Regions from separate parts of the Homo sapiens genome. Here all the other regions are linked to region 1. A link is a contact called in ENCODE Hi-C or POLR2A ChIA-PET data. All regions are on one chromosome and are shown on one strand. The core of a region is the stretch at or near the end of the contact, and the rest is flanking DNA. Distances in the headings are between cores, read along the strand shown.

The links. Hi-C counts contacts between places; a loop is a spot of excess contacts on that map. ChIA-PET counts read pairs that join two places held with the same protein, here RNA polymerase II (POLR2A). Pooled maps may share reads with other maps.
Region 2: a loop to region 1 is called in a map of naive thymus-derived CD4-positive, alpha-beta T cell, with 19 times the contacts of the local background. The contact joins the promoter of EFEMP2 here to the promoter of RCE1 in region 1. A Hi-C loop is called at or near these places in 1 of 168 maps with a recorded cell type or tissue (naive thymus-derived CD4-positive, alpha-beta T cell). POLR2A ChIA-PET finds 5 or more read pairs at or near these places in 3 of 52 experiments (B cell, PC-9 and WTC11).
Region 3: a loop to region 1 is called in a pooled map, with 8 times the contacts of the local background. The contact joins the promoter of CCDC85B here to the promoter of RCE1 in region 1. A Hi-C loop is called at or near these places in 6 of 50 pooled maps. POLR2A ChIA-PET finds 5 or more read pairs at or near these places in 3 of 52 experiments (B cell, activated CD8-positive, alpha-beta memory T cell and activated naive CD8-positive, alpha-beta T cell).
Region 4: a pooled map shows a loop between it and region 1 (5-fold over the local background). The contact joins the promoter of DRAP1 here to the promoter of RCE1 in region 1. A Hi-C loop is called at or near these places in 4 of 50 pooled maps. POLR2A ChIA-PET finds 5 or more read pairs at or near these places in 2 of 52 experiments (activated CD4-positive, alpha-beta T cell and activated CD8-positive, alpha-beta memory T cell).
Region 5: a pooled map shows a loop between it and region 1 (34-fold over the local background). The contact joins the promoter of ACY3 here to the promoter of RCE1 in region 1. A Hi-C loop is called at or near these places in 3 of 50 pooled maps. POLR2A ChIA-PET finds 5 or more read pairs at or near these places in 2 of 52 experiments (GM10248 and activated B cell).
Region 6: a loop to region 1 is called in a map of endothelial cell of umbilical vein, with 9 times the contacts of the local background. The contact joins the promoter of NUDT8 here to the promoter of RCE1 in region 1. A Hi-C loop is called at or near these places in 1 of 168 maps with a recorded cell type or tissue (endothelial cell of umbilical vein) and 6 of 50 pooled maps. POLR2A ChIA-PET finds 5 or more read pairs at or near these places in 2 of 52 experiments (GM10248 and PC-9).
Region 7: a map of CD8-positive, alpha-beta T cell shows a loop between it and region 1 (6-fold over the local background). The contact joins the promoter of CDK2AP2 here to the promoter of RCE1 in region 1. A Hi-C loop is called at or near these places in 1 of 168 maps with a recorded cell type or tissue (CD8-positive, alpha-beta T cell), 2 of 37 single-sample maps with no recorded cell type and 10 of 50 pooled maps.

Annotation. Positions count from the first base shown.
Region 1 is chr11:66,841,418-66,845,629 of GRCh38, reverse strand. It overlaps RCE1 (Ras converting CAAX endopeptidase 1), which reads right to left and starts at 2,189. Exons shown (of 8, transcript NM_005133.3): 1 at 1,990-2,189; 2 at 1,769-1,871; 3 at 1,591-1,674; 4 at 1,266-1,344; 5 at 594-761; 6 at 393-464; 7 at 68-130. The coding sequence starts at 2,174. TOP6BL (TOP6B like initiator of meiotic double strand breaks) reads right to left here. Exons shown (of 15, transcript NM_001302084.2): 14 at 2,561-2,781; 15 at 2,114-2,461. The coding sequence ends at 2,396. RefSeq lists an enhancer at 1,612-2,318 and silencers at 1,959-2,398, 2,509-2,648, 3,866-3,992.
Region 2 is chr11:65,870,337-65,874,548 of GRCh38, reverse strand. It overlaps EFEMP2 (EGF containing fibulin extracellular matrix protein 2), which reads left to right and starts at 1,749. Exons shown (of 11, transcript NM_016938.5): 1 at 1,749-1,866; 2 at 2,188-2,305; 3 at 2,531-2,579; 4 at 3,186-3,392; 5 at 3,891-4,013. The coding sequence starts at 2,195. RefSeq lists a silencer at 687-746.
Region 3 is chr11:65,888,859-65,893,070 of GRCh38, reverse strand. It overlaps CCDC85B (coiled-coil domain containing 85B), which reads right to left and starts at 2,398. Exons shown (of 1, transcript NM_006848.3): 1 at 1,436-2,398. The coding sequence starts at 2,287. The coding sequence ends at 1,679. It overlaps FOSL1 (FOS like 1, AP-1 transcription factor subunit), which reads left to right. Exons shown (of 4, transcript NM_005438.5): 4 at 1-1,022. The coding sequence ends at 185. RefSeq lists enhancers at 738-897, 938-987 and a silencer at 2,128-2,607.
Region 4 is chr11:65,917,120-65,921,331 of GRCh38, reverse strand. DRAP1 (DR1 associated protein 1) reads right to left here and starts at 1,906. Exons shown (of 7, transcript NM_006442.4): 1 at 1,789-1,906; 2 at 1,480-1,552; 3 at 1,291-1,384; 4 at 870-989; 5 at 670-763; 6 at 360-448; 7 at 1-2. The coding sequence starts at 1,830. C11orf68 (chromosome 11 open reading frame 68) reads left to right here and starts at 2,270. Exons shown (of 2, transcript NM_001135635.2): 1 at 2,270-2,422; 2 at 3,114-4,212. The coding sequence starts at 2,301. The coding sequence ends at 3,873. RefSeq lists enhancers at 1,313-2,233, 2,234-3,153 and a silencer at 1,447-2,516.
Region 5 is chr11:67,649,480-67,653,691 of GRCh38, reverse strand. It overlaps ACY3 (aminoacylase 3), which reads left to right and starts at 2,962. Exons shown (of 8, transcript NM_080658.2): 1 at 2,962-3,109. RefSeq lists enhancers at 2,681-2,740, 2,811-2,890.
Region 6 is chr11:67,626,985-67,631,196 of GRCh38, reverse strand. It overlaps NUDT8 (nudix hydrolase 8), which reads left to right and starts at 1,260. Exons shown (of 4, transcript NM_001243750.2): 1 at 1,260-1,479; 2 at 2,146-2,278; 3 at 2,797-2,874; 4 at 2,946-3,259. The coding sequence starts at 1,286. The coding sequence ends at 3,251. LOC124902696 (a long non-coding RNA gene) reads right to left here. Exons shown (of 2, transcript XR_007062741.1): 2 at 3,804-4,212. RefSeq lists silencers at 338-507, 628-1,417, 1,708-1,857, 2,425-2,719.
Region 7 is chr11:67,505,802-67,510,013 of GRCh38, reverse strand. CDK2AP2 (cyclin dependent kinase 2 associated protein 2) reads left to right here and starts at 1,852. Exons shown (of 4, transcript NM_005851.5): 1 at 1,852-2,013; 2 at 2,325-2,422; 3 at 2,517-2,649; 4 at 3,002-3,517. The coding sequence starts at 1,932. The coding sequence ends at 3,069. It also overlaps a transcript of PITPNM1 not described here. RefSeq lists silencers at 1,320-1,569, 1,880-1,979.

The DNA of each region.
Region 1 (4,212 bases), core at 940-3,439:
ACAGTATTCCCATTCTCCCACCCGCTCCTGTGGGCCCCCAGGGACCCATGAGGGACTGAGGACCAACCTGTGCGGATGAAGAGGAAAGCAGTGTAGGCACCGAAGACAGCTGTGTAGGAGAACTGGAACGCTGGAGACGGGGAGGCCACGAGTGACCACACCTGCACGCCCTTCCTGCCCCCACACTACATACCCATCAGCCAAAGACCGACCATCCCCTCCCCCCGGGGCAGTAGCTGCCTGCCCCACCACCTACAGCTGTCCTGCACCCCAACTTCCCACGGTCAGTGGCCTCTCCAATACTGTGGCCCTCAGTTCCCAATTCCTTCTCCAGAGTGGCCATTAGCGACATCATCATACACCCTAACCCAGGCCAGCTAGCCAGGACTCACCAGCAGACAAGAAGATGTTCCCCACGCTGCTCTGGCGGAAACGCAGCTGCTCAATAATATGGTGAAAATGGGCTGGGAAAAAGGTGACAATCACATCACAGTCATTCCTCCCAGCCTCCCTTCTAGGACTGCCCCTCACCTCAAGCCCCCTTCTGAGCTCTCATGCTGAAAACACACCAGGACTAATCTGGCCAGACTCACCAACTCCAAAAAAGAGCGGGCAGGTGAACACAGCAGGGCCCAGGCCCATGCACGGTGCTAACATGGGCAGCATACAGGCCCGGAACACCAGCTCCTCTGTCAGCGGGGCGATCACTTGGTTCCGCAGCCAACGCATGTCTGTGAGGCAGCGGGCCCAGGAGCGGGGGGCTGCAGAGGGAATTCAGGACAAGCTGTGAGTGACGGGCTGTCAGACAGTGAGACCCCAGAGGCTCCAAGGGCTCCTCTCCCACAACTTTACCCTGGCCAAACTCAGGTTAGGCATCAATACTGCTGAGGACGGGGGTGTGGACCCAACATAAACCCAATGTCTTGAGATGACCTGAATGGAAGGCATTAGCTGAGGCAAGGGCATCCTGGAAGTAAACTCTGGAGACACCAAAATTTAAGCAAGACTAGCTCTGGTTGGGGAAGCAGGGGACAGTGCTCTCTGATCCACACCAAATACTGCTGGGGGTTCCCAGGGAACTCCTTGGACGTTGGCAATCAACCCTTAGAGGCCACCTAGCTCTATGTTTCCATTTTACTGATGAGAAAACACACCCAGAGAGATGACATTTCACGTGTCCAGATCACACCCTGAGCCCGCTGACTCCCTGCCCCAATGTCCTGGACTGCCTGTGCCTACTTTTCCCTTCAGCCTTTAAGACTCACCCAGGACAACCTTCAGCCCATCTGCCAGGTCACAAGGGCAATCCATAGAGAGCTGCATCAGTGGGCCCAGGAAAAGAATCTGAGGGCAAGAAAACACTTTCACCATAACCCACCGCTTTTGCCCAGACCTTTGCCCATGCTCCCTGAGACTCCAAGCTTGAAATCCTCTCCAGCCACGATTTCCAGACCATGCATACCGGAGGACCCTGGGGCCATCTCAAAAGTCCTGTCTCCCATCAACCAAAAACCAAAAACAAGAGTCCACGGCACTGCCCATCAGGCTGATAACAAAGACCAGAAGAAAAAATACAGCAGGAGCACTCACCATGGTCAGCAACAGGGGCAGCAGCGCCGCTGGGAAAATGCCCTCCAGCCTGAAGCCCATCAGGGTGAGCAGGGATGTGCCTGGCTGAGCCACAGGAAAGGGGGCATCAGTTTTGCTTCCTCCCCTAAAGACCCCTGAGCTCTCACCGCCGTTGCCCTTTGCCCCGCCTCCTTCGCACCTGGATGCCTGTGAGTTCCCTCCAGAGCAGCACGCACAGGGGTGAGAGACTGGACACCACCAGGACGCTGGTGAAGCGTCGCTTGATGACCGCGGGATGGTCCCTACGGAGGGGACAGTAAGTTCAGGGGGCCCGCGGCTGCCCATGAGCACGGACCCGCCCCCGGCTCGCCCAAGCTCCGCCCGCAGGGCGCGGATTCCGGTCGCGCGCAGCCCCCGCACCTGGGCAGTTCGCTCTTCCAGACGTAGAGGCTGCCCACGTAGGAGCAGGCGAGGCTGAGGCAGGAGAACACTGACACCCAGCAGCACAGCCCGGGGCCCAGGCCGCCCAGCGCCGCCGACTCGGGCGGCCGCTCCGGCCGCGACACCGACAGCAGTCGCAGCCCATCCCCGCCCAGCGCCGCCATTGCGCCCTGACCCGCGGCGCGCACCAGTGACGCAGTCCCAGGGAGGTGTGGGTGACGTCAGGCCGCGGCGCGGCTCCACGCCCCGCCCCGCCCCGCCCGGGCCCGACGCGGAAGCAGACGCGGAAGAGGACTTGGTGAGCGCGCGGCAGCTTTATTAAACCACGGGATAACGGCTGCCCGCAGCCTCCGGATCGGTGGGCGCTTGCGGAAGGGGACCCGGCTCAGGGCCCAGGGCTGGGACTCAGCCACTCTGACAGGTTGGAGACCTCCTGCAGCCACAGCACGTCCTGCGGGAACAAGGGGGCCCGGGGTGAGGACCTCTCAGCAGCGGCCCGTGGCCTGCACCTCCTGCTGAGCCCTTCCCTGCGCGGCCCTCGCCCAGTTACCTCCAGGCGGCTTCCGAGGCTCGCCCTGCCCGGCGCCAGGGCCCTGCCGTGAGCCTCGCGGTGCTCCCTTCCTCTAGGAGTGAGGGGGGCCGCGGTGGCTTCCGGGCGGCGCGGGGCGGCCTCTGACGGGCTCGGGGCCCTGGCAGAGCGCAGAGCTCGCATCTCCTCTATGCGGGGGCTGCCCCTCTTGAGCCTCTTGTTTTCTGCTTGCCCGCTGGTATCTAGGAGAAAAACAAGCCTCTTCATCTTACTTTCATGGCCCTGTGCTAGGAGCACCCTTGGCCAAGGGGAAGCCTGGGAGAACGGGCGCCGAGGGGCTCTTCCCACCGCATCCCTGTCAGCAGGTCCCATCCACACCAAAACCCTGCAGCTGTGGGCGCTTCTGGAGCAGCCCGAGGCTGCAGAGACGTTTCAGGGTCTCCCTATTCTCTCACCCAGGCGGGAGATTGTCCCGAGCCCTCACTTGGGGGACTCAGGCCGCTCAGTAACTTTCTGTATAGATTCTTCCTGGAGTCTGCACTGACAAGCTCCCCTCCCTGCCAGCCTCTGTCCCCCCTCACCTTTCTGGCCTCAGTTCTGTCTCCCTTTGTTGCTCACGTTGCATTGAGCAGTGCCCATAGGCAGCTTTCCTACTCTTAACTGATTCATTTGTCAAATTAAAGCGAGTTTAGATGGATAGATTCTTCCCCAGCAGGTCTTGGGGATGCAGATCAATGAGCTTTTCCCTGAGAGAAGCTCACAGATGCTAGGAGGGGATGCAGACCTGTGTACAAAGCCCAGGGTTAGAATAGAGAAGGAAGCCGACCACCTCTGGATGTGAAGAAGGGTTTCCATGAGGAGATACCTGAGCTGACCTTTTGTTTTTTTGAGACAAGGTCTTGCTCTGTTGCCCAGGCTGGAGTGCAGTGGCTCAGTCCTGGCTCACTGCAGCCTCGACCTCCTGGGCTCAAGCGATCCTACTGCCTCAGCTTCAGCTTCCAGAGTACCAGGAACCACAGGCGCATGCCACCACACCGGCTAATTTTTTTTACTTGTAGAGACAGGGGTCTCACCGTGTTGCCCAGGCTAGTCTCAAGCTGTCCTCCCGCCCCAGCTCCCCAAAGTGACGGTATTACAGGCATAAGTCACCACTCCTGCCCCAGAGCTGGGTTTTGAAGGATGAAGAGTGATATGCCAGACAAGGGAGAGAAAGGGAATTTCTTGCTGAAAGTTAACACAAACCTTATGCAAAGGCATAAAACAACTTCCTATGTAAATTTTTACTTTTTAAAGATGAGGTCTCGCCTGTCACCTAGGCTGGAGTGCAGTGGCGTGATTGTAGCTCACTGCAGCTTTGAACTCCCGGCCTCATCCTCTCGAGTAACTGGGACTAAAGGCACACACCACCTTGCCTGGCTAGAAACAGATTTTCATCTGTAGAAGACAGGAAGCCAATAAAGAGTTTTAAGCACTGGTGAAATATATTGGTAATTTTGTACTTCAGAAAGATCGTTCTTTCAAAGGTGTGGCTTAGATCAAACTAGAGACAGGAAGACCTTAAGAGCCCAATAACAAGTAAAGACAGTGGAGATAGAGGCGTCACCAGGAATCAGAAGTGTTCATCAGGCCTAAGTGATAGGCCTTTGTGAGCGCCTGGATGTGGGAGAGGCCTC
Region 2 (4,212 bases), core at 500-2,999, 970 kb after region 1:
TTGAGATGGAGTCTCGCTCTGTCGCCCAGGCTGGAGTGCAATGGCACAATCTCGGCTCATTGCAACAACTGCCTCCCGGGTTTAAGAGATTATTCTGCCTCAGACTCCCGAGTAGCTGGGATTAGAGGCACGTGCCACTACACCAGCTAATTTCTTTGTGTTTTTGTAAAGACAGGGTTTCACCATGTTGGCCAGGCTGGTCTTGAACTCCTGACCTTGTGATCTGCCCACCTTGGCCTCCCAAAGTGTTGGGGTTACAGGCGTGAGCCACCGCGTCGGGCCTATTATTATTATTATTATTTTAAGATGGAGTCTCCCTCTGTCACCCATGGAGTGCAGCAGTGTGATCTGGGCTCTCTGCAACCTCCACCTCCCGAGTTCAGGTGATTCTCCTGCCTCAGGCTCCTGAGTAGCTGCGACTACAGGCACGCGCCACCACGCCTGGCTAATTTTTATATTTTTAGTAGAGACGGGGTTTCACCATGTTGTCCAGACTGGTCTCGAACTCCTGACCTCAGGTGATCCACCTGCCTCGGCCTCTCAAAGTGCTGGGATTACAGGCTTGAGCCACCGCGTCCGGCCCCTAAAGAGCTATTATTTAACCTTCTGCCCCAGCAGCTGGGAGGGATGGTGGTGGCAGAGTGGCGAGGAGCGGGCACTGCGCAGTTCACCTGAGCCCCAGGCGCTCGCCGCGGGACCCACCAGCACGTCCCCTCCTCGGCAGACTCCCTCCCCGGGGTCACGTGGAGGGCGACTGCGGGGATAAGCAGGGATGGCAAGGGGAAAGGAAGGGCGGGCCCCAGGCGGGGGATCCCCGGACACGCAGTGCTTTCCCGCCTGGCCCCGCCCAAAGACGTGGGCAAACAGAGGCCACGCCCTTCCTGGGAGCCAGCCCCGCCCATACTCCGCCCCAAGGACACGCCCCCACTTCGGGCGGAGGCGGAAACCGGGCGGGGGACGCTGGTGCGAGGAGGTCGAGGAGGCGCCTTGGCACCCGACTCTGGCATCCCGCACGTCCGACATCAGCCCTGCCCTCCTTCTCAGGGGCTTCCATTCATTTTGTGCCAAAAGGGAACTGCCGCCCTCGCCCCCAAACTTGTAGCTTTGTGGATGGAGGGTGTGGGGGAGGCCGTGTGTAGTGAAAGGACCACCCGGCTGAAGACGGTCCTGGGGGTGGAGGGCAGGAGGGAGCGAGAAGGACAGTTCTGCTCCTGGGAGCCTCTCGTTCCTGGGCGAGGGTCTGGGGACCCTGGATGAAGTTTTAGGATCTTTTACAATGACGGTCTGGGGCAGAGAATAAAATTTTGCAGGGAGCAGATTGAGGGTCTGGAGGACTGGGTTAGGTGGGCTCTAGGTACCCAGGACGATCTCGGGAGGCGCACAATGAGAATCTGGGGGCTCCAGGATTACGGTGTGGGTGCACAGGATGAAATTCTGGGGGCGCAGATTAGGTAGGACCTAGGTGAGCAGGATGACATTTTTGGTGAGCGTCTGGGGGCCCCCGGGTGAGTCTGGGGGCCTGGCATCAAGGTCGGGGCCCCAGGATCGAGCACTGGGGGACCCTGGTCCGGCGCCGGGAGGCGGCTCCTGGCGGCGCCGCGGGGGACCGGGTAGGGGCCTGTGGCTGGCCGGGGGCGGAGAAGCGGGGGGTCGGGGTCCCTCCCCCTGGCGCTGGCTCAGGAATCCGCCGAAGGGCGGGCGGAGGCGCCGGGGTGGGCCGCGCCGCGGCAGGCGGGCGGGCGGGGGGCGCTTCCTGGGGCCGCGCGTCCAGGGAGCTGTGCCGTCCGCCCGTCCGTCTGCCCGCAGGCATTGCCCGAGCCAGCCGAGCCGCCAGAGCCGCGGGCCGCGGGGGTGTCGCGGGCCCAAGTGAGTGGCTGTGACCGTCCGTGGGGGAGGGCGTGGGCCGGAGTCTCGGCCGAGTCCGCGGCAGCGTAGCGCCCACAGAGGCCCGCGCTCCTCGGCCTTCGCCGCAGGGGCGCGGGGCGGGGGCGGGGTGGCCGGGGCGGGTGGGCCTGGGACCCGGGCCTGGGACCTGGGCCTGTGAGGAGTCGGCCCCCAGCCCTGGGAGGCCCCGAGGCCCAAGCACGGTCCTGAGCGGGCAGTGGCGGGGGCTGGGCTCGGGCTCCCGGTACAGGGAGTTGAGGTGCCGCGGGCAGAGGCCCCTGACCCGTGTCCACCATCTCGCAGCCCCAGGATGCTCCCCTGCGCCTCCTGCCTACCCGGGTCTCTACTGCTCTGGGCGCTGCTACTGTTGCTCTTGGGATCAGCTTCTCCTCAGGATTCTGAAGAGCCCGACAGCTACACGGTGGGGACAGTGAGGGCCGCTGGCCTGGGACAGGAAGGGTAGGGAGGAAGAGACCGGGACCCAGGGTGACTGCTGCCGGGGAAGTCTTCCTCCCCTGGCTGGTGGAGAGCTGGGGGCCATTGTTTGGAGCAGGCCGGAGGGTGGCCAGGCTCAGGCCCTAGTCTTGGCCTGGCCAGTTGGAGGAGATCTTAGGGTGACCACTGGCCACTTCTGGTTCCCTTCCAGGAATGCACAGATGGCTATGAGTGGGACCCAGACAGCCAGCACTGCCGGGGTGTGTGTGCCTGGGGGACCAAACACCCCCAGGAACCCGGAAAGGGATTGATAGCTGCTTTCCAAGGGACAGCCCCACCTCCAAGAACTGCCGTGGGAGCCCAGCAGCCCGTTCTATGCCCAGCTCTGCTACACAGAGGCCAGCTCTGGCTCTCTGGAGGCCAGTTGAGCTAGGGGTGGCCTCATCCTCTCCCAGAAACCCAGGAAACCTTGTCCCTACCCCTCAGAGGAGCTGGATCCTGTACGCCTTCTCTGAACCACTCTCCTGTCCCAGCTCTTTGTCTCATCACAACCTGGGAGGGTAGCGTCCCCAGGGGTGGGTAAGGAGGCCCCCCATCTTGGGCTGAGCTAGGGCTAGGGCCGTGGGGAGGGATAGAGACCCACTTGCAGGCCGAGAATGAGGGCAACAGTGGGAACAGCTGCCCCATCTCCAGCCTTGGCCAACCCTGGGGAGGGGTCCTGAGCAGGCAGACTTAGCTTGTTGAGCAGAGTGGGAAGGCTTTGCTGGGGCCACACATCTCAGAGAAGGCCGAGCTGGGTTCCTGCCTCCGCTCCCTCCAGGGCCAGCCCAGGAGACTGGCTGTGCCCAGCAGGCCCCTCTCTGCAGATGTCAACGAGTGTCTGACCATCCCTGAGGCCTGCAAGGGGGAAATGAAGTGCATCAACCACTACGGGGGCTACTTGTGCCTGCCCCGCTCCGCTGCCGTCATCAACGACCTACACGGCGAGGGACCCCCGCCACCAGTGCCTCCCGCTCAACACCCCAACCCCTGCCCACCAGGCTATGAGCCCGACGATCAGGACAGCTGTGTGGGTGAGTGGGGACTGCTCTGGTGCCTGGCTTCCAGTCCTCTCACCAGGCGTCTTAAACTCAGACCTCATGTTCCTCCCCAGCTCAAAAGGGCCACTGGTGATGTCCACACCCTCATCCAGACACTCATGTTGTTTAGGACCTGCCGCAGGTGGCCCCAGCTTGTGTGCCACTGCTCCAGCCAGCTCCGGGCCCCTCCCCTCGGTTGCTGCAGAGACACTGCAGGAAGTCTGCCTTCCAGTGTCTGTCCCCTGGGAGCCACAGGCCTTGGAGGAAGGACAGTCCAGGAATCAGTGTTGCTGGGGATGTTTGGACAGGACCTTATTTCCTGTGCAACCCCCAACATGTGGTTTTAGAGGTTAGGGGTGCCTTTCCTGATGGCTCCAGGCTGGTGAACTCTTACGCGTGCTGTTGAGAGAACCGAATACAAGTGTTGGAACTATCTGTCATGTTGGGTGGTGTGCGGGATCCCAGGCAGGGGCTGAGTGGTGTCTCTCGCAGATGTGGACGAGTGTGCCCAGGCCCTGCACGACTGTCGCCCCAGCCAGGACTGCCATAACTTGCCTGGCTCCTATCAGTGCACCTGCCCTGATGGTTACCGCAAGATCGGGCCCGAGTGTGTGGGTGAGTCCAGGAAGCAGCTTCTGTAGTCCCGGCTTTGTGTCCCTGGTCTGGCCCTTGCCCTAGCACCTGACCCCCATTCAAGCCAGGCTTCACCCCCGGCCCCTGCCACCTCACCCTCCGTCATCAGACACAGAGGACTGTAGCGGGGAGTGTTTGGGAGGTGTCCTGGCTGACCCTGCCTAATTCAGCTCCTCGGACA
Region 3 (4,212 bases), core at 1,149-3,648, 950 kb after region 1:
AACCTGAGGCACTGCACACCCCCACACTCATGACCACACCCTCCCTAACTCCTTTCACCCCCAGCCTGGTCTTCACCTACCCCAGCACTCCTGAGCCTTGTGCCTCAGCTCATCGCAAGAGTAGCAGCAGCAGCGGAGACCCATCCTCTGACCCCCTTGGCTCTCCAACCCTCCTCGCTTTGTGAGGCGCCTGAGCCCTACTCCCTGCAGATGCCACCCTAGCCAATGTCTCCTCCCCTTCCCCCACCGGTCCAGCTGGCCTGGACAGTATCCCACATCCAACTCCAGCAACTTCTTCTCCATCCCTCTAATGAGACTGACCATATTGTGCTTCACAGTAGAGCCAGCTTGGGGCCACCAAAGCTGCCCACTGTTTCTCTTGAGCTGGCCTCTCTAGCACAATTTGCACTAAATCAGAGACAAAATATTTCCCATTTGTGCCAGAGGAATCCTGGCAGCCCAGAGACTTTGTAGATCCTTAGAGGTCCTCTGGAGCCCTAACCCCTTCCAGATCACTGCCACACTCTCCATCACCCTCTTCCTGTGATCCACCCAACCCTATCTCCTGACAGAAGGTGCCACTTTACCCACCTAGAACACTAACTCACCAGCCCCACTGCCAGCAGCAGCAGGTGATTGGACCAGGCCATTCTGCCGCCCCCTCCTGAACCGCACAGCTCAGGAGGCGCCCTTGGCTTCTGTGATGAGCTGATCTGCGGATCTCAGCTTTGAGAAGCCTTCAGCTCCAGGGAATCCAAGCCTCCACAGCGAGGGCAGCTGCTATTTATTTTCCTAAAGAGAGTATTTTTATACAAACCTACCAAAATGGAATAAAAGGCTTGAAGCTGTGGCCTGAGTGCCTCACTGGACCCAGAGGCCAATGGGAGAGTATTTGGAGCCCTAGGTCCCAGCCTTAGCTCTACAGACTCACTGCATGACCTTGGACAAATTCTTTGATATTTTTGGACTTTGTCTTATCTGACAAGTGGGGCTACATCCGCTCGGCCTCATCTCCGGGACTGAGGGGAGACAGTCCTCTGGGGTAAAAGCGAAGAGGCTTACCGCCCCTCTCCCCGTGGGGGCCCACAGTGCTGCTGCGTGTGCCACGGAGGGGCGCTGTTATGCCCCCTTCCAGCCTCAGAGGAGGCGGCCGAGTGGTTCTAGGCCCCCAGCACCTGCTTCCTGCCCCATTGTCTTGGACAGGAAGGAGCCGGGAAGGGAGCTGGAGCCACTTCAGGGGCTGGATTAAGGCCGGTCCCGGCGCCCGATGGGGGAAGTCTGGTTTACCACTGCCCCGCATCCCACCCCAGGCTCGAAGTAATGGGGGAATCATTAGTTCTGCAGTCCTTCTGGATGGGAATTGTACCCTGTATCAGCACCCCACCCTCGCCCCAACCCCGGCGAGTACCAAACAGACGCTGCCCAGGCCGTGGGCTCCGCTTCCGTCCGGGTTTATTACCCCCAATCCAACCCCCAGCAAGTCCCTCCGCTCCAGCCTTCAGTCCCCCTGCTGCCCTGCCAGCAAGAGCGAGGGGCCCTTCTTGGTGTCAGGATTTCTTAGTCCATGCCAGCGGCCCCTCCTGCGCAGCCAGGACGGCGTCCAGGTCCCGAGGTCCACAGCGGTCCCGGGGCTCGGGGAGCAATCCGGGCGGGCGTCGGCGTGGAGGAAGCAGTGCCTTCAATCATCGGGGGAACAGGCCAGGGGCAACTGATCCGGACTGCCCACGCTGCCAGTGCTGGAGCTTCCATCGCCTAGGTCGCGGGGCCCGCACGGGGGCAAGGCAAGCTCGGGTGCTGGCCCGGCTCCTGATCCCCCGGCGCCGCTGGGGCCGCCGCGGGGGCCCCATTCTTCGCCCAGCGCCAGGCAGAGCTCCTTAAGCGCTAGGTTCTCCCGCAGCAGCTCCTCCTGGCGGCCCTCCAGCTCGGCCAGCTTCTGCCAACAGCCGCCCAGGTCCTCGCGCACGGCCCGGGATGCTTGGGTCCCGAAGAGCTGCCACTGGCGTGCGGCGCGCCGCCCGCGCTGGCGCTCCGAGTCCAGGAAGCAGCAGAGGTCGCGCAGCTCACGGTTCTCTGCCTGCAGACGCCGGTTGAGCTGCTTGAGCTCGCGGATCTCGCCCAGGTGGCCCTGCAGCTGCCGATTCACCTCCTGCATGAGGCGGCCGCGCTGCACCAGTGCCGCCAGGCGCGCCGCCTCCTCCCGCCGCAGGCGCCGCACTAGCTCTTCCTTGCCTAGCGCCGCCATCTCCTCGTCCGTCAGCTCCTCCAGGCCGCCTGCCTCGGCCTCCATGGCTGGTCAGGCCTCTGGAGCATCGCCCGCCCGCCGCCGCGGCCCAGGAGCCCCACGTCGGGCCCGGCGCCACTCAGGCTCGGGCTCCGGCTCCGCACGCGGCAGGCAGTGGCCGAGGCAGCGTAGGCTGCAGCAGCTACCCGGGCTGGGCACGCGGCGGGGCGCGCGCCGGGGCGGGGCCGCATGTCGTTATGGAAGGACAGCCAATCCGGTGAAACGTCCCCGGAAAGGGGCGGGGCCTGAGCTCAGGGGCCGCCCCCCTCGTTCCCCACCCACTCCGGGTGTTACTGATCCTCGATGTCAAGGAACCCGCGCGTCATCGCCCTCCACATCGGTCTCAACCCGAAACTAGGAGCTTCGAACCTCCAAGTACCGGATCGCCCCAAGCTTGAGCCTAGGCCTCTCGGCTCTTCTGAGAAACAAGATTCAGGCGTCCGCCCCTGACTCCTGCCCATCCCCCACAGAAGTCAGATGGACCGCTCTCCAGTCCCTCTTTACCTTTGATCAAATTCGGAAGTCTCGGCCCACTAAGGATCGCTCCTGGTTCCTCGGAACCCTGAGTCCAAACGTCCTAGCTCACCAATAGACTACCCTCCCTCCCAGGGAGCGTTTCCTGCCTGGGGGGAGGAACATACAGGATTCGTTTGTTCAATAAACGTTTTTTATGTGCAAGGCCCATGCAGAAATAAATTTAACCAAAATACCGATTCCATCCTCAAGGAGGTCGCAGTCTGTCCGGGAAGTCAAGCTGTGTTAAGCAAGAAATAAATCCGGGAGGAGTATGGTCTGAGGGTCCTTAAGAGGGTTCCCAAAAGAGATGCTATCCAAGAGGCTCTGGTAGATCCATAGGACTTTGCCAAGTAAAGAGCTATTTCAGGGAGAGAGAATAACATAGTGAAAGACACTGGTGCCCGAAAGAGCCTAGCTGCTTTAGGAACAATGAGGATAGCTTGGTTTTTGAAAAGCAGATGTGTCGAGAAAATGCTAAGAGAGAGAGAGCGAGGCTTCAAAGGTAGGTAAAAGCCAGATTCTTAAGAACTTCCAGTACCAGGTTGGAGCATTTCCAAAGGCCACTAAGGATGTTAAGCAAGAGAGTAACATTTGTAAGGATGTTAAGCAAGGGAGTAACATTTTAAAATATGCCTTTAACTGGCCAAGATGGTGAAACCCCGTTTCTACTAAAAATACAAAAATTAGCCGGGCGTGGTGGGAGGAGCCTGTAATCTCAGCTACTCGGGAGGCTGAGGCAGAGAACTGCTTGAACCCGGGAGGCGGAGGTTGCAGTGAGCCGAGATCGCGCCACTGCACTCCAGCCTGGGCGACAGAGCGAGACGCTGTCTCGAAAAAAAAAATGTATTTAAAAAGATTGGGCTGATCTGTGTGGGCCGGACCCTGCGGGGAGGGGACATAAACAGGGAGATTAGTAACGGTGTCAAAGAGCAAGAGCAAGGAGAGCTAAGCAGAAAGACGGCTGGGGCAGCATCAGTGGGGGTGGAGAGGACAAACAGATACTAGAAATATTCGGGAGGCAAATCAGCCGAACTGAATGTGGGGAGAGAGGAGTCTGGAAGAACGCCCAGGTTTCTCGTATGAGAACTGGTGGATGTTAGGGCTGTCACTGAGATAGGGACGCAGGAAAGAAACAAATGGGGAGAGGCAGAGGTCTGTCTAGAATATGTTGAGCTTTTGAGGGGCTTACGGGAAGAGTGTGGATAGACTTGGCCGATAGGCGGCCCCTCCGGATGTGGACTTCCAGGCAGAGCTCGGAGGGGCAGAATTAGAGACGTCAGTAGCTCGTGGGGCTGGGGGTGGGATTAAAACCAAGGTGGGAGCAGGTGCCCCAAACCCAGGAGAGGTGCTCATGCGCAGGATGGACAAACCAGTCTCCAGCAAGAGCCCGAGGAAGTCGGGTCATACCCCATTTT
Region 4 (4,212 bases), core at 657-3,156, 920 kb after region 1:
GGCTGCAGGGCAGAAGGCAGGAGAGAGTCAGGCCTGAGCCCCACCGTGCCCTCCACAGGGGCAGCTGCCAAGACCCTCCCTCCCCCATCTGACCCTCCCACCACCACCCTCCAGATCCATGCGGCCAAGGCCCAGGGCAGCTCACGCAGGGCAGGCCCAGGCCCCACCCACGGGCCCTGGCAGGGTGGAGCAGGATCTTTCGGGAGAACAGTCTCCTGCCTTCAAGCCCTCCTCAGTTATTCTCCTTCCACCCCACAAATCTGCCACAATCAACAAGACCAAGGGGCCAGGGAGAACAAGAGGGGTAAGTTGGCTCTGGGGAGTCTGCCAGCACCCTCCCATGCCTCTGGGCTGCTCACCTCTGAAAGTGGGCAGAGGGGTGGCTGGCCTGGGGTGGGGGTTGTGATGTCTCCTCTTCCCCATCAGTATCTGTGTCCTCAGATTCATCCTGTGAGCACCGCAGAGGTCAGAGTTGACAAGAAAAGACACGAACCCATCACTGGGAGTGGCAGGGACAGCAGTAGACCCTCATAGCCCCAATTTACAAATAAACCAGTGAGCAAACAGGTTGCAGAAAAGGATGAGAGCTGGCCTCCTGCCAGTTCAGCCTGGGGCGAGGCTGCCTGTCCCATCACCAAGGGCAGGGCGAAGGGCTGGGGCCTCACTCACCTCCTGCTCCGAGTCTGTCCCGGACAGCTTCTTGTCCTTGCTTTTCGTTCCCATCCCACCGTTCTTCCGGCCGCCGCTGCCTGGCTTCCGGCCCCTTTGGGAAGGTACAGTCCATCTGCCCGGAGTGCTCCCTACTCCTTGGCCACCCCCAAGCCCTGTGGCCTTGGCCTTCCCCACTGTATGCCAGGCCCTGGCCCCACCTGCGGGCGCCCTTGTCCCCATCCATGTGGTTGTCTTCCCCGTCCCCCTGCATGTCGGGAACAGATGCCACCAGGTCCTTCAAGAAGTCAAACTGCTGCTCCAGCTCGATGCACTGCTTCCTGGAAGAGGTGAGGAGGGGCTGGCACTCAAGAGGGGCCCAGACACCCAAACCCGCAGTGGGTGGCAGCAAGGGGCCCCAGATGTCAGGCTGGAGCCCGGGCCGATCTCCGCTCCCGGGCCTGCCCTGCTTTACTCAGGTGGCTCCCTCTGCCTGGAAGCCCAGCCTCTCCTCTGCCAGTCTGTGGCCTTGCTGGTGTCCCGGCTGCCGCCCACCTCCCTCGCCACCCAGGCTCTGCCTTCCTCAGTGTGTGAACTCCCCGCGCCAAACCCGCCGGCCCCTCCCGGCTCCTCGCCGCTCACAGGTGGGATGTGGTCATGGTCTTCGCGTTCCGCGACTGGGTCACCTGGCAGGCCTTCTTCAACAGCGACTCTAGGAAGAGCTCGAGCGCCCGGGCTGAGGAGCGTCAAGGAGAACTCCGGGGCAGGAGAGGGCGACCCGCTGCCTCCCTCCCCCACGCCCCTCGACCCGGTCCGCCCCCGGCAGGATACAGATGATGACAGGCACCGCCGCCGCCACCTTCCCAATCTCTTCGTCCGTCTGCATGATCTTCTTGATCCGCGCCTGCGGGTGGGGGAGCAGAGTTCAGACCCCGTCGCCACCGTCCCCTAAGGGGGTGCTGGGGGAGGAAGGGGCATCCCCGGAGAAAGGGGGCGGGGGACACGGACGCGGGGAGGGCATGGAGGGGGCGGGGCGTCCAGGCCCCCGAACACCGCGGCGCGCCCGCCTGCCCAGCGGGAACTGGGCCCAAGCCACCCGGGAGCCGGGCCCACTCCTGCCGGGCTCTGCCACGTGCTCACCGGCGGGAACCGCGCGTTGTACTTCTTCTTCTTGCTCGGCATCTCGGGGCCTCTCTCGCCGCGTCGGGTCCAGCGCCGCCGCCCGCAGCCTCCCGGCTCCCGGGCCTGCTCGCCGCCCGCCCGTCGCGGTTCCCCTGGGTCCTGGTGCCGCCCGCTCCGCCCCCGCCGTTTCCCGCGGAGTCCTAGCGCCGCCGGTTAAGACGCCGCTCGCAGGGCCCTAGTGCCCTCCTCTTGAAGCCTCCTGGCCGGTGCGCGTCCCTCCCCAGTCTGGACCGCCGCTCCCGCCCGCCCCCAAGGCCAGAAGAGCGAACGTTGGCCCCGCCCCCCGCGGCCCGCCCCTCCCGGGGTTCCCGCGATGGCCCCGCCCCCGAGTCAGCACCTCCCCGTCGGCCCCGCCCCTTCCCCTGCCGGCCCCGCCCCACAGCGCGGCCGCTGCGGCCGCTGAGGCCCGCGGCTCCGCCCTGTGGCTGCGCCTGTCTATAAAGTTGTTGTTGAGGTGGCGCGGCGCTAAGATGGCGGCGGCGGCGGCGGCGGCCGTGGCGGGGGTGGGGCGCGGTGGCGGTGGCGCGGAGCCACGGCAGGAGCGGAGCCGGGCCCGGGGCTGGGCCGGCGTCGAACGCAGCGAAGGCCGGAGGTGACTGCGGGCGGCGGGAGGGGCAGGGCAGGGCCGGGGCGGGAGCACAGCTCGGGCCCGTGGGCGTTAATGGCGGCGGGCGCGGCACGGCCGGAGCCTGGCTCTCCTGCAGGCTCTAACAAGCCCTGGTTCGAGTCTGGGAACCGCCCCATTGGCCTCGGAACGGCCTGTAACCTCTCTGGACTTCAGCGTCCTCGTCTGTAAGTGGGCCCGATAACGCCTGCCTGGGAGGCCTGGCCTTACAGAGCCGGCCTCGGGAGCTGCGCGAACGTGCGCTTCTTTGCGTTCCTCTATTAAATGCCAGCGCACCGGATACCTGCCAGGAAAAGGGGGCCTTGGCAGGGCCGGGAGGTGTAGCTGGGGCTGGTTGCTCCCACGCCTGGATTCACCCTTCGGCCCTGCCACGCACTGCAGGTGTGACCTTGGGCAAGTCCTTTTTCTCAGCCTCAGTTTCCTTTTCTGTAAGTCAAGGAGAATAGTAATAACTGCAGCAACCCTTCTGGAGCGCTGACTCCTCAGGCATCTAATTTTCATAGCAGATCTACGGGACAGGAACAGTTGTTATCCCATTGTAAAGATGAGGCAACTGAGGCGCATCGACAGTAACTCTTACTCAAGGCCACAGTTTAATCCAGTGCCTGGCATCTGTAGTTATTGTCTCAGACCCTGCCCTGACTCGGTTCCCTCACAGCAGGATGGAACCAGGTGAGGAGCTGGAAGAGGAGGGCTCTCCAGGTGGCCGTGAGGATGGCTTCACCGCCGAGCACCTGGCTGCAGAGGCCATGGCAGCTGACATGGACCCCTGGCTAGTGTTTGATGCCCGCACAACGCCTGCCACTGAGCTGGATGCCTGGCTGGCCAAGTACCCACCATCCCAAGTTACCCGCTATGGGGACCCCGGTTCACCCAACTCAGAGCCTGTGGGCTGGATTGCAGTGTATGGGCAGGGCTACAGCCCCAACTCCGGGGACGTGCAGGGCCTGCAGGCAGCCTGGGAAGCTCTGCAGACCAGTGGGCGGCCCATCACACCGGGTACCCTGCGCCAGCTCGCCATCACCCACCACGTGCTCTCGGGCAAGTGGCTTATGCATCTGGCACCGGGCTTCAAGCTGGACCACGCCTGGGCTGGCATTGCCCGGGCCGTGGTTGAAGGCCAGCTTCAGGTGGCCAAGGTGAGCCCACGTGCCAAGGAGGGTGGGCGCCAGGTCATCTGTGTTTACACGGACGACTTCACGGACCGCTTGGGTGTACTGGAGGCGGATTCAGCCATCCGTGCAGCGGGCATTAAGTGCCTGCTCACCTACAAGCCTGATGTCTACACCTACCTGGGCATCTACCGGGCCAATCGCTGGCACCTCTGCCCCACTCTCTATGAGAGCCGTTTCCAGCTTGGGGGTAGTGCCCGTGGCTCCCGAGTGCTTGACCGTGCCAACAACGTGGAACTGACCTAGGGGGGCCAAATTGGGGAGACTGCCCACTCCCCCCTCCATGCTGGGGTTGGATCCTCCTGTCTTCCTCCTTGTCCTATGAAGGCCACACCCCCCAGCTCTGGGGACTCCTAGGTCACTTGGGAACTACCTGCATCTTCAGTCCCCTTGAACTTCTGCCCTCTGTTCAGGGCTGACACAAGCCCCACAGGCTGGGGGGCTCCGGTTCCCTGAGGGATGAGCCTTCAGCCTCCCTTTGTAATGCTGCTCCTCTCCACTGCCCAGCACCATGAGTTGGGTGCAGACACCTAGAAGGAGAGACTTCTTGGAACGCTCATCCCCCGCTATACCTCCCCTTCCTCC
Region 5 (4,212 bases), core at 1,713-4,212, 810 kb before region 1:
GGCCCACACTCAACTAGTTTTAAAAATATATTGGTGGGGAGGGGCGGGCATGGTGGCTCATGCCTATAATCACCACGCTTTGGGAGGCCGAGGTGGGTGGATCACTTGAGCTTAGGAGTTCGAGACCAACCTAGGTAAGATGGTGAAACCCTGTCTCTATAATATTAGGTTGGTTCAAAAGTAACCGCTGTTTTTGCCATTGAAAGTAATGGCAAAAACTGCAATTACTTTTGTACCAATCTAATTTTTTAAAAATTAATTAATTAAAAAAAATTGGAAGGCATAGATTTCACTCGGCAAGGCAGGAAATCTTGTAACTGCTCTATACTGTGGCTCTGCCGACCGCCCGGCACTGCTCCAGCAGATGCAAACTGCCCGAGATTTTGATGAATTCACTGAAGGAAATAAAGACATTGTGTTTAAAAACACAGCAGAAAGGTTGGGTGTGGTGGCTTATGCCTGTAATCTCAGCACTTTAGGAGGCTGAAGGGGGTGGATCACTTGAGCTCAGGAGTTTGAGACCAGACTGGACAACATAGCAAGACCCCATCTCAAAAAAAAAATTAGCTGGGTGCGTGCCTGTAGTTTCAGCTACTTGGGAGGCTGAGATGGGAGGACTGCTTGAACCTGGAAGTTGGAGGTTGCAGTGAGCCACAGTCGAGCCACTGCACTCCAGCCTGGGTGACAGAGCCGGACCTTGTCTCAAAATTAAAAAAAAAAAAAACCCACTGCAGAAGACCTTCAGAATTGCTTGCCTCTAGAAACCATGCTTTCCTCAGAACATCTAACCCTTCAAAAACTACAGCAGCAGCCAGAACCCACCATTCACGCTGACGCATTCCTTTGTGATAAAGACTTCATTGATTCATTATGTGACAAAGGGAAAATGAGCAGAAACTACTGGGTGGTTCACACCAAACAGAACCTTTAGACCGATTGCTCGTTCCTTCTCCCTCATGGAATTGAAGTTCATTTATCTTCATGCACTCCCTGATCAATCAGGAAAGGCTGTGGCTGACGTCAGCTCCAGGCTCAGCACAGTCTTTATGGGGTGATCTTATAGCTTAGCAGTGCAACCCTGTGGAGTAGAACTGAACGGAGACTTTTGCCAGTTGCAGGAAATGGTCATTAAAAAATACCAGTTTATTCACAGAATAAAGGTGCTTCATGCAGACATCTGTCCCCAGGGTTTCTTCTGCAAAATGCTGATGCTGCTATCATGAATAATGTCTTCAAATATTCTCTTAATGAGGCAGAACAAGCCGGAGCTGGGAATACATTTGTCATAATGTAAGGAAGCAGATCATCATCAGTGACAGTGCCAAGTCTTGAAGATTCTCTCCTGGGTCTTCAGACTAATACACATTTATCTCCCTGGGTTGAAGAAGTACTGTGGGACTATGATGTATACCCACAAAAGGATATTGACAAAGAAGCTCTTTATTTATTTATTTATTTATTTATTTATTTATTTATTTATTTATTTTCTTTTGAGACAAGGTCTCACTGTGTTGTCTAGCCTGGAATGCAGCCATACGATAACGGCTCACTGTACTCACGGTACGATTACCTCCAACTCCCCGTGCTCAAGTGATTCTCCCGCCTCAGCCTCCTGAGTAGCTGGGGCCACAGCTGTGTGTGCCACCACCTGGCTAATTTTTTTTTTTTTTTTTTTTTGAGACAGAGTTTCGCTCTTGTCGCCCAGGCTGTAGTGCAATGGCATGATCTCGGCTCACTGCAACCTCTGCCTCATGCCTCAGCCTCCCAAGTAGCTGGGATTACAGGCACCCACCACCATGCCTGGATAAATTTTGTATTTTTAGTACAGACGGGGTTTTGCCATGTTGCCCAGGCTGGTCTTACACTCCTGACATCAGGTGATCCACTCGCCTCAGCCTCCCAAAGTGCTGGGATTATAGGTGTGAGCCACCGCGCCCACCCTAATTTTTTTTTTTTTTTTGGTAGAGACAGGGTCTCCCTATGTTGCCCAGGCTGGTCTTGAACACCTAGGCTCAAGCAATCTGCCCCCCTTGGCCTCCCAAAGTGTTGGGGTTACAGGTGTGAGCCACTGCACCCAGCTGACAAAGAAGCTCTTGAACAAATTCATTTAATGAGATTCTCTAGCACTAAAATAGTCCTACCTCATTGTAATGTTTTGTAGAGTATCTTATAAAACAATGAAAAAAAACCAGTATTTTAATACATATTTTTCTGTATATTTCCTTCTAGCCTTTGTACATATGATCACATATTTGTAAAAAGTTGTATGTATATATATACAACTTTACCCGCTTTGTGTGATGATATGACAAAAACATTTATCTGAAAAAAGTATTTTTTTCATCAAATGGCAGAGCTCCTGTTTCTGGTAACCCGGGGTATGGCAAGTAGGGGCTCTGGGAGATGGAGCAGCTCAGCCTCCTGTGAAAAATTCTGTTTCTCTAAAAAAGAACAAATTCTCATGCTGGGCGCGGTGGCTCACGCCTGTAATCTCAGCACTTTGGGAGGCCGAGGCGGGCGGATCACGAGGTCAAGAGATCGAGACCATCCTGGCTAACACGGTGAAACCCCGTCTCTACTAAAAATGCAAAAAATTAGCCGGGCGTGGTGGCGGGCGCCTGTGGTCCCAGCTACTCAGGAAGCTGAGGCAGGAGAATGGCGTGAACCCGGGAGGTGGAGCTTGCAGTGAGCCGAGATCGCGCCACTGCACCCCAGCTTGGGTGACAGAGCCAGACTCTGTCTCAAAAAAAAAAAAACGAATTCCCAAAACTAGTCCCACTGTTGTCTACCCAGATCCGGGATCCGGGTTGCCCTTGGCCTGGCCAGAGATGCCTCTCAATCCCCCACGGCACGTAGAGCCAGACAGAAACCGAAAGCAGAGGTGCCCTGCGCTGAAGTCTAGAGATCCCACTGCTAGGTCCAAAGAATTTACCCTTTCAGTCAACCCACGGGGCAAAGTCCACTTTCTTCCCTGAAGGAGCAGCACAGAACAAAAGCTCCAGGCAGCTGCTTCCGCTGTTTCGGGGGTAGGGCGGAGTGACAGCCCCACGGGCCACGCAGCAAGCAGAAGATCCCCGGGAGTCACCCTCAACCCTCTGGGGCCACGTGGGTGAGTTCGCCCGGGGAAGGTGCCGCGGCCCACTGCTTTACCTTAGTGAGCCTCAAGAAGTTAGGATCAGAATCCCAGTCGGCCCCATCTGGGTCGCCAGAGTTTTGTTACCCACACAACGGGTGGGCTCAGTTGCTTGGCGGGTGTTAACTAAAGAGGATTTAATAGGGGATTTTATTTCTTGCAACAAGTAAGGAGAACACCTAGACAGCTCCCAAAGCAGTGTCTCCCCGAGCTGAGGGCTGGGGCAGGTTTTATAAGCATAGGGTAATGAGGCGTGATCTGATTGCATCTTGCAATGAGGTGATGCTGGGAGGCATGATCTAATTGGATGCTGACACAGGGGGGAACCACAGCTCTGACCCCTCTCTGGGTCTCAGTTTCCCCAACTGCAGTGAGGAAATTGGCCCCCGTGATGATGCCCATGACATCACCATCCTCTGCCCTCACTCATGCTGGGGTCTCCATGTGCCCATTTTCAAGCTTGTGCCCGCCCTTTGTTCCTCACTCCCCACAGCTGCCCTTGGCCAGGACTTTCACAGGGTGGAGCCAAGGCCCAGAGAGGGCACTGAATCTCTCCAGGTCACACAGCCTGTCAGGGAGGTGGGGCCAGAGCCAGGTCACACGTGTGCACACAACACACACACACGCACACATGCTCACGCACATGCACGCACACACGCTCTCAAGCACATGCACACATGCACACACATGCACACACACTCTCATGCACACACGCACACATGTACACACACATGCATGCACACATGCACACAATACTCTCATGCACATGCACACACGTACACACGCACACATGCATGCTGTCACACATGCGCACACACGCACACATGCTCTCATGCACACACGCACACATGTACACATACATGCACACATGCACACAATACTCATGCACATGCACACACATGTACACACGCACGCACACACGCATGCTGTCACGTACACATGTGAGTGCACACACGCACACACATGCTCTCATGCACACGCACACATGTACAGATGCACACATGCATGCACACACATGCACACACGCGCACACACTGCCAGGACTGGGGGCTGCTGTTTCTGAGGGTTCCTGGACCCCG
Region 6 (4,212 bases), core at 11-2,510, 790 kb before region 1:
CCCAGTGCCGTCCGCATCCCTGGGAGCACACAGTAATATTAAAAGTGGTGACTCCAGCCCAGTGGCAGGGCTGCACTTGCCCAGATGAGGATCGAAACTGGCGCTCAGAGAGGCGCGGGACCTGCTCAACGTCACACAGCAGAGCATGGCGGACACCCGCCACCCCACGTTTAAATGCTGTGCGCAAGGCTGGGGTCATCTGGTCCCCAAGCCCAGGGTCTGGTGGAAGGGCGCAGAACCACGGTGGTCAGTGACCACAGGGGCCGAGGTAGGAAAGGGGGAGGGATTTGGGAATCCGGTCAAGACTCAAGGCAGGAAGGGAGAAGAGCTCTGGACGCTGGGACAAGGAGGTCAAAGGCCTGGGGCTGGAGTCCGACGGAGCCAGAGGGGAAGACAAGACTGGGGGCGGCGCGCGCCACCCAGCGGTATCGGGAGGGAGGACCGGAGGGAGGGCTGGGCCGGACGCTCCTCTCGCGCACCGATCGACCTCGGGTTCCTGGAGGGGCGTCCCCGTGGGATCCCGGCTCCGTACATCCTGGAGCCCCTAGGGGAGGGACGGACCAGTGGGGGCCGGCGGGGCCTCATCAGACACCCCAACGCCAGGACCCAACGGGACCGAGGACGGTCGCCGGGCGCTTCACGGTTCGCGTGGTTTCAGGATCTCGGAGAACACAACCGGCAGGTCCTGCAGCTCCGCGCCCATCTCCCTCCCCGCGGCCACACCCCCGGCCACGGCCCGGCCCTGCCGGAAGCACAGTCCTCCTGGCCACGCCCCCCAGTCCTTCGTAGCAAAAGCTCCGGTCCAGGCCCCGCCCCCAGCCCGCCCCAACCTCGATTGCCTACTAGGCCCCGCCGCCCTTTGGCAGTAACGTCCGAGTCCGGCTCCCGCGCAGGCCCCGCCCCGCCCCGCCCCGCCGCCCTCCGTCCCTCCCATCCGGGGGACTCAACGCGTCCCACCGAGGCCCCGCCTTCAAACAGGCCCCGCCCCCTAACGGACCCCGTCCCACCGAGGACCCGCCTTCAAACAGGCCCCGCCCCCGAACAGACCCAGTCCCACCGAGGCCCCGTCTCCGGGAAGGCCCCGCCCACGAACAGACCCACCCCACTGAGGCCCCCCGACGCCGCTGCCGCTCTGCAGCCCCCCAGGCGGGACGCGTCGCGCGGGCTGCCCCTTCTCCCTCTCAGCTTTCGGAGGGACCCGGGCTGAGCGCCCCGCCCCGCCTCGCCCCGCCTCTTCCCTCGCCCGATCCCGCGCCCTCAGTGTCCCGGCCGCGCAGGACTTGACATGCTGCCCGACTGCCTGTCGGCCGAGGGCGAGCTGCGCTGCCGCCGGCTGCTGGCAGGGGCCACGGCCCGGCTCCGCGCGCGGCCCGCGTCGGCCGCGGTGCTCGTGCCGCTCTGCTCAGTGCGTGGGGTCCCGGCGCTGCTGTACACGCTGCGGTCCAGCCGCCTGACCGGGAGGCACAAGGGCGACGTCAGGTACAGCGGCCGGGAACTCCTCGCCCTTTGCCGGAGGCTACAGGAGCCCGGGGCTGGCAGGGACCTCTGGCAGGGCACTTAGCCCCTTCGAGCCTCGGTTTCCGCCTCCGTAAAATGGGTCTGGGGAGAGTCCCTCCGCCCAAGGGCTGCAGCGAGAGGTCAGCGATCCGTGTCCGTCGGCCCCGGTGCACCTGCCGGGGCGCCACGTCCTCGCCGCGTGGGCCCCTCGTACGCGTCCTTGCGCGCACGCCTGGGCCGGGACACCCCTTTGAGCTGTTTCCCGCTTAGAGGGCGGACGCCGCCCCCTGCCGGCGACTACGGAGAGGTTCGGGCCCCGCCCGGCGGGAATTAAGAACATCCTGAGGACAATGTCAGTGTTGCTGGGGCCACCATAGGCCGAATTTGGGTATCTGAGCCCCAGGATCTTCTTGCCCCTGCTGCAGACCCTCTTATCCTGCGCTGTCCCGGGCCTCTCTTCCTTATCCCCATTGCTCAGGGAGGTAAACTGGCCTCCAGAGGTCGCATGGCTTGCCTGGGGCCTCCCAGTAAACTAGGGGCAGAGGCAGGCGACACTTCGGTGGGCCAGTGGCCCCCCCCGCACTGCCGATACCCCGACCTCTCCGTGGCCCCAAGAGTCCAAGGACCAGACTCCTTGTGTCTGTTTAGTTTCCCAGGCGGCAAGTGCGACCCGGCTGACCAAGATGTGGTGCACACGGCCCTGCGGGAAACCCGGGAGGAGCTGGGCCTGGCAGTGCCCGAGGAGCACGTGTGGGGCCTGCTGCGGCCTGTGTATGATCCGGTAAGCCACTTGGCTGAGGCCACCCCACCCCATTCACTCACTCTGTGCCTGCCCTGGAGCTGGGCTACCAGGGACCAGGAGAGTGGTCATGGACCCCCACGGGCACAAAGTGTGGAAGGGTGCCCCTAACCTGCCTGGTCACATGCACCACCCCACACACCCCCTCGGGAAGGGATTGGGGAGGCTCTGGTGTCCTGAGTAGAGGTGGCCCAGGGCGATGGGGTGGGCCAGCTCCACTCAGTTTGGTGGATTAGGGTCAGGGAAGCTTCATGGGGTAGGCAGGGATTGAACCCAGGCTTGAATGCCAAGTGGGAGATTGTCCTAAGCAGAGGGAACAGGTCTAGTGCATTTGAGGGGACCTGAGTCAGTCAGCATGGCTGGAGGACACAGGCAGGTGGACCCGAACATGACTACCAAAGGCCTATGCATGGCAAAGGGGTCTTCCTCTCACACTCCCCTCCCCAGCCTTCAAACCCAGCGAAGGCCATGCTTCCCTGACCACCTGCCCTCTTCCCCAGCAAAAGGCCACCGTGGTGCCAGTGCTTGCTGGTGTAGGCCCACTGGATCCCCAGAGCCTCAGGCCCAACTCGGAGGAGGTGAGCTGGGGGATATGAGGGGGTTGGGCTGTTCCAGTCCTCTGTCTACCCTCTCTGCCTCCTGCCTGCAGGTAGATGAGGTGTTTGCACTGCCGCTGGCCCACCTGCTGCAGACGCAGAATCAGGGCTATACCCACTTCTGCCGGGGTGGCCACTTCCGCTACACACTACCCGTCTTCCTGCATGGACCACACCGGGTCTGGGGCCTCACAGCTGTCATCACTGAGTTTGCCCTGCAGCTGCTGGCACCTGGTACCTACCAGCCCCGCCTGGCCGGCCTGACCTGCTCAGGGGCTGAGGGTCTGGCCCGCCCTAAGCAGCCCCTGGCTTCACCCTGTCAGGCCAGCTCCACTCCAGGACTGAATAAAGGTCTTTGACAGCTCTAGAGCTCTTGCTTCTGCTGTACTGGGGCCTTGACCTTGGGCAGACCACTCCAGGTCGCTGGCTGGGGCTCCTCCTTCCAGTCACGCCATGCCCCACAGCAATGGACACTTCCTGGGTGCCAAGTACTTGGAGTCAATTCATCTCACCCTCACAACAGCCCATAAGGCAGGGCCAACACTGTCTCTGGCTGGTGAGACTGCTTTCAGGGAGGAGAGACACCTTGCCTAAGGGCCCCACGCTGGGATTGGAACCAGAGCTCTCAGACTCCACAGCCCAGACTCTTAGGCACTGCACTGCCCTGTCTCAGCCTGCACCTCCTGTTCTCTCTGCTGTGCCTGGCTGACGCTGTGCTGGGCTCCGGGATCCCAGAGAGGAGTAAGGCGCACCCATGCCCCTGGGTGTTACTGCAGGAGTCTAACATGCAGAGCCCCTGTGTGTGCCAGCTGCTGTGTGGGGGCCACAGCTGTGGACCGGTCAGATGCTCACCTGCCGTCCAGAGGGGGTGCTCAGTCTAGGGGAGACCTCAGACCAGGTCACACAGATAATCATGTGGTTCCACATTAATTAATCACAGATAATAGTGGAATTATATAAGACATCAACTAGGTAGACCAGGGTTCTGTGAAAGAGCTGAGGGAGCGGGTGGTCTGAGCTTGCCGTGGAGGATGGCTGGATCCAGGGGCTCGGGCTCCCCTCTTGCTGTGCTTTGCGCTGTGCTGGCCTCAGCCCCAAGGAGGTTGTCTGTAGTGCAGAGCGTGAGAGGTTGAGGAGAGGGCAGCAGCATCCATCAACAGAAAACACGGCCGCTCCTTCCCGGCCAGTCTAACCTAGAATTGCACTTCACTGGCCTGCCTTGAGTCACATGTCCTTCCCTGAGCCTGTCACATGGCCGGTTGTGTGTCCGGAATTGGTGGGTTCTTGGTCTCACTGACTTCAAGAATGAAGCCATGGACC
Region 7 (4,212 bases), core at 603-3,102, 660 kb before region 1:
TTGCACATGACAGTCCCTCTACCTGGAGTGTCCCCTCGGTCTCCGCTTCCACCCCCACCTACTCAAATGCCACCTAGTCTGTAGAGATTTCTGTGATGCCACCCGGCAGGCCCTTCCTCTAAGTTCCAATGCATCCTGTCCCGTTATCCCTTGTGGCCATTGACTTACTGCAATGTAAAGAAGACGTTGCTTCCCTGTCTCAGAGTATAAGGCCTCCTTGAGTACAGAGGCCATGGCCTGTTCATTTCTGTAACCTCAGCGTTCAGCACAAGGCATGGGACGGAGGAGGGAGTCAGAACATGGTTTTTGTGTGTTTTTTTTGGGGGGGGGGTTTGAGACCGAGTCTTGCCCTGTCGCTCAGGCTGGAGTGCAATGGCACGATCTCGGCTCACTGCAACCTCTGTTCAAACGATTCTCCTGCCTCAGCCTCCCAAGTAGCTGGGATTACAGGCGCCCGCCACCACACCGCTAATTTTTGTATTTTTAGTAGAGATGGGGGTTTCACCATGTTGGCCAGGCTAGTCTCGAACTCCTGACCTCGTGATCCGCCCGCCTCGGCCTCCCAAAGTGCTGGGATTACAGGCGTGAGCCACCGCGCTCAGCCAGAACATGCTTGTTGGATGAATGAATGAATGAATGAATGAATGACTGTCCTAGAGATGAAGATCTACAAAGCTGGGAGCATGAAGATACACAAGGCCAGAGAAGTTTGAGTTTGGAGAAGGAGCCTGGGAGAAAGGGTTAGGGAGTGGAGGAGGGTCTGAGGTCTAACTCTGTGGGGAGTGAGACTTGAGGGGAGGGGTCTGAGTGGTGGAGTGGAAAGGTATGGGGGCCCTGTGGGACAGGAAGGCGGAGAATGAAACAACAAGCACTTTATGACTATTCATTTAATCCACACAACCCAATGAGATCGTCATTTTCCCCATTTTACGGATGGGGAAACTGAGGCATACTGAGGTGAGAAACTTGCCTGGGGGAAATCGCTAGTGGGGGTGGTGCTGAGATTTGAACCCAGACGGTTGGCTCCAGTCGGTGCTCTTGACCAGTTTGGTCCGGGGCCCGGCACGCAAGTAATCCCGAAGGTTTGCCCTACGGCCATTGTCACTAACTTAGGCAGCAGCGCGGGGCCTTGGGGGTGCGGGTAAAGGGGTCTTTGAGGTCGCCCTTAGACCTGAGGACGAGCCAAGCCGCAGGAAGAACGGTACGTGGCGGCATCCATGAGGGGCCTGTTGCCATGGGAACAAACGCAGGCCTCGGGCGGGCGCATGCGCAGATCGGGGAGCGGGTGTTGAACCGGTGAAAGGTGACGTAAAAGCGCACGGGGTGGGGCGCAGGGCTCGGGACGTCAAAGCCCTGCGTCCTTCGGCCCCCAGAGCGGAGAAGCGCGCAAGGCACCGGTGGCAGCGGCGACGGCAGCTGCGACAGCAACCCCTGCTGGGCCGAAACTGGGCAGAGCGGAGCAGACGTCTGAAGCAGCGCGAGTGAGGCGCGAGGGTAGCGCCCGCGCCCGGGAAGACCCCTCGGCGCGAACCGGCAGCCCAGCCCCGGGTCCCGGTTCCCAAGGCCCCGCCTCTAGGGCCTGGGGACTAATCGGATTGAGAGCGCGCCGGCCCGGGCCGCGAACTCGCCAATTGCGGAGGGCGGTGGCCACCGCCCAATCCGGAGCAGACAGGTGCGAGGTCCGGAAGGCGGAGGCCAATCGGCGGCGGTTGCGACCTGCTGGGGCAGGTCTCGGCCAATAAGGAGGCTCGAGTGACATCTTCGCGCACCAATCGGGAGTGAGGGAGCATTCGTGCCCGCTCGCCCTTCCGGCCAGACCTCTATTTACCAGGGGCGTGCAGCCCGCTTGCCAATCAGAGCGCGGCTGAGCGGCCCCGCAGCCAACCCCCGAGGAGCGGCCGGCTGGCGTCCGCCGCGCCCAGGAGTTGGGGATGTCCTACAAACCCATCGCCCCTGCTCCCAGCAGCACCCCTGGCTCCAGCACCCCTGGGCCGGGCACCCCGGTCCCTACAGGTGAGGATCCAGCTCCACCCCTGCTCGCCTGCCGGGCGGTCGAGGTCTCGAAGAGAAGACGGCCTGAGTTCTGCAATACTGGGCCTGCCGCCTACCCTCGCTGAGCCTCAGTTTGCTGGCCTGTGAAGTGGGCGTGGTCACGTAAGGGCTTGTAGGTGGAGCGCAGTGGGAGGGATTTGTCCCTGAAGTTGATCAGCATGGAATGAAGCATCCTTTGGAGGGAATCGGGCGAACCCGGTCCTGGGCTTGGAAAAGCTGGGAGGCGGCGTCCCTGCCCCGCGCTGACCTCTTACTCGCGCCTGTTGCTGCAGGAAGCGTCCCGTCGCCGTCGGGCTCAGTGCCAGGAGCCGGCGCTCCTTTCAGACCGCTGTTTAACGACTTTGGACCGCCTTCCATGGGCTACGTGCAGGTGAGTGGGGCCAAAGCCTTGCTTATGGATGCGGACTGGAGTCCCCCTCCCCGCCAGGTGCCTGAGCTCACTGCCCTGTTCTCTTTTGACATAGGCGATGAAGCCACCCGGCGCCCAGGGCTCCCAGAGCACCTACACGGACCTGCTGTCAGTCATAGAGGAGATGGGCAAAGAGATCCGGCCTACCTATGCTGGCAGCAAGAGCGCCATGGAGCGCCTGAAGAGAGGTAAGTGAGGCCAGGCCGCCCTGCTCAGGAAACCGACACTGGACTATCCTTCATGAGGGAAGGAAGGACATCTGGAGGCCACCTGAGCCAAGCCTAGAGGATGTCCAGTATTACTACCAGAGAGGTGTTTTGAATCGAATTGAAATTGAGTCCATTTCCAGGGAAGAGCATGGGAATTTGTATTTCAACAGGGCAACCTTGAGGATTAACCAAACCTCTAATTTCATCTAGCCGTCATTAGATTTGAATTTCTTTTGCCGAAAGTGGAAAGGGAGTGGGGAGGCAGGGGTCCTCCTCTGGAGGGCAGTGGGTGGGGCTGTGGAGGGTTGCTGAGACCCCACCCCACCCCCAGGTATCATCCATGCCCGGGCCCTAGTCAGAGAGTGCCTGGCAGAGACAGAGCGGAACGCCCGCACGTAACAGGAAGCGCCTCGGCCTCAGCGTCTGGACCTATCCGGCCACTGCAGAGCACCCGCTTCTCCCTGGCCTTCATCCCGAGTTGCACTAACCATCCTGGGCTTCCTGTCCTGTGTCCCTTGGTGGGTCCCCTCCAGGAACCAAGGAGTGGCCCTCCAGGTGGCAGCACTAAGGACACCCCCCCACAACAAGAGTTAGCAGCGAGGTCCCCATGAGTCCCACCCATGACCTGCCGACAGTGTTGCCCACCGGAACTTTTGTGGCCCCTACCGCTCAGCCCTTCCCAGCACTTCTCCCACTTTGTCCCGAGCCTCCTTCTCCCCCAGCAGGGGCACAGGCCTGGCACCTCCCTGCCTTGTGTCCTGAGCCATAGTGACTCTTTTATCTGTGTGTCTTTTGCTAAATATGCCCTTTTTATATTAATAAAAGATGATTTGGAGTTGTGCTCTCAGCTCTGAGCCTTTCTGGGTCTGGTTCTTCAGCTAAGCCTGGGTGGGCCAGGCAGAGACAGGGGAAGAGGAGACTATGGATGGGGAGGGTGTGATTAAATGAGGTTTGACTTGCCTCTGTAGGCCATCAGCCTTTGGTGGGACCTGGGCCCTCTCCGCCCCAGCCGTGGCGCTGAGAGCCCTGGGCCTTCCTGTGGTGCCACCAGGGGGCAGCACAGGGCCTGGCTGCTTCCACAGCCCTTGGCGCTGTGGGCAGCCTGGGCCTGGAGGGCGCTTCCTCTGGATTGGCGGTGATGCCTGGCAGCATGGAAATGCCAGTTCACGTAAGCCACTCCCTCACACGCCCTAATGCCCTGACAACACCCCAGCCTCTGAATCAGCCCTGAAGGTCTCTGACTTCTCAGAGAGAAAGGGCACTGCTGCTTCCAGCACTTGGCCTCAGTGTCAAGGGGAGGGGCTGGCGGGGTGCTGCCGTCACTGCCCCAGCACCTTGTAGCAGGCTGGGTGGGATCCCATGAACCCAGCCTTGGGGTGCCTCGTGAGGCCTTTGCCCAGACTCCGGGTGGCTGGGTGACCGGACTTGTGGACCCGGAAGGCAGAGGTGGGGGAGGCTTTGTGGCACCATGCAGGGGCTAGCCCAGCCACTCACAGTGACAGCCCGTTTCTGCCTGGGCGTGTAGCTGGGTGACCATAGAGG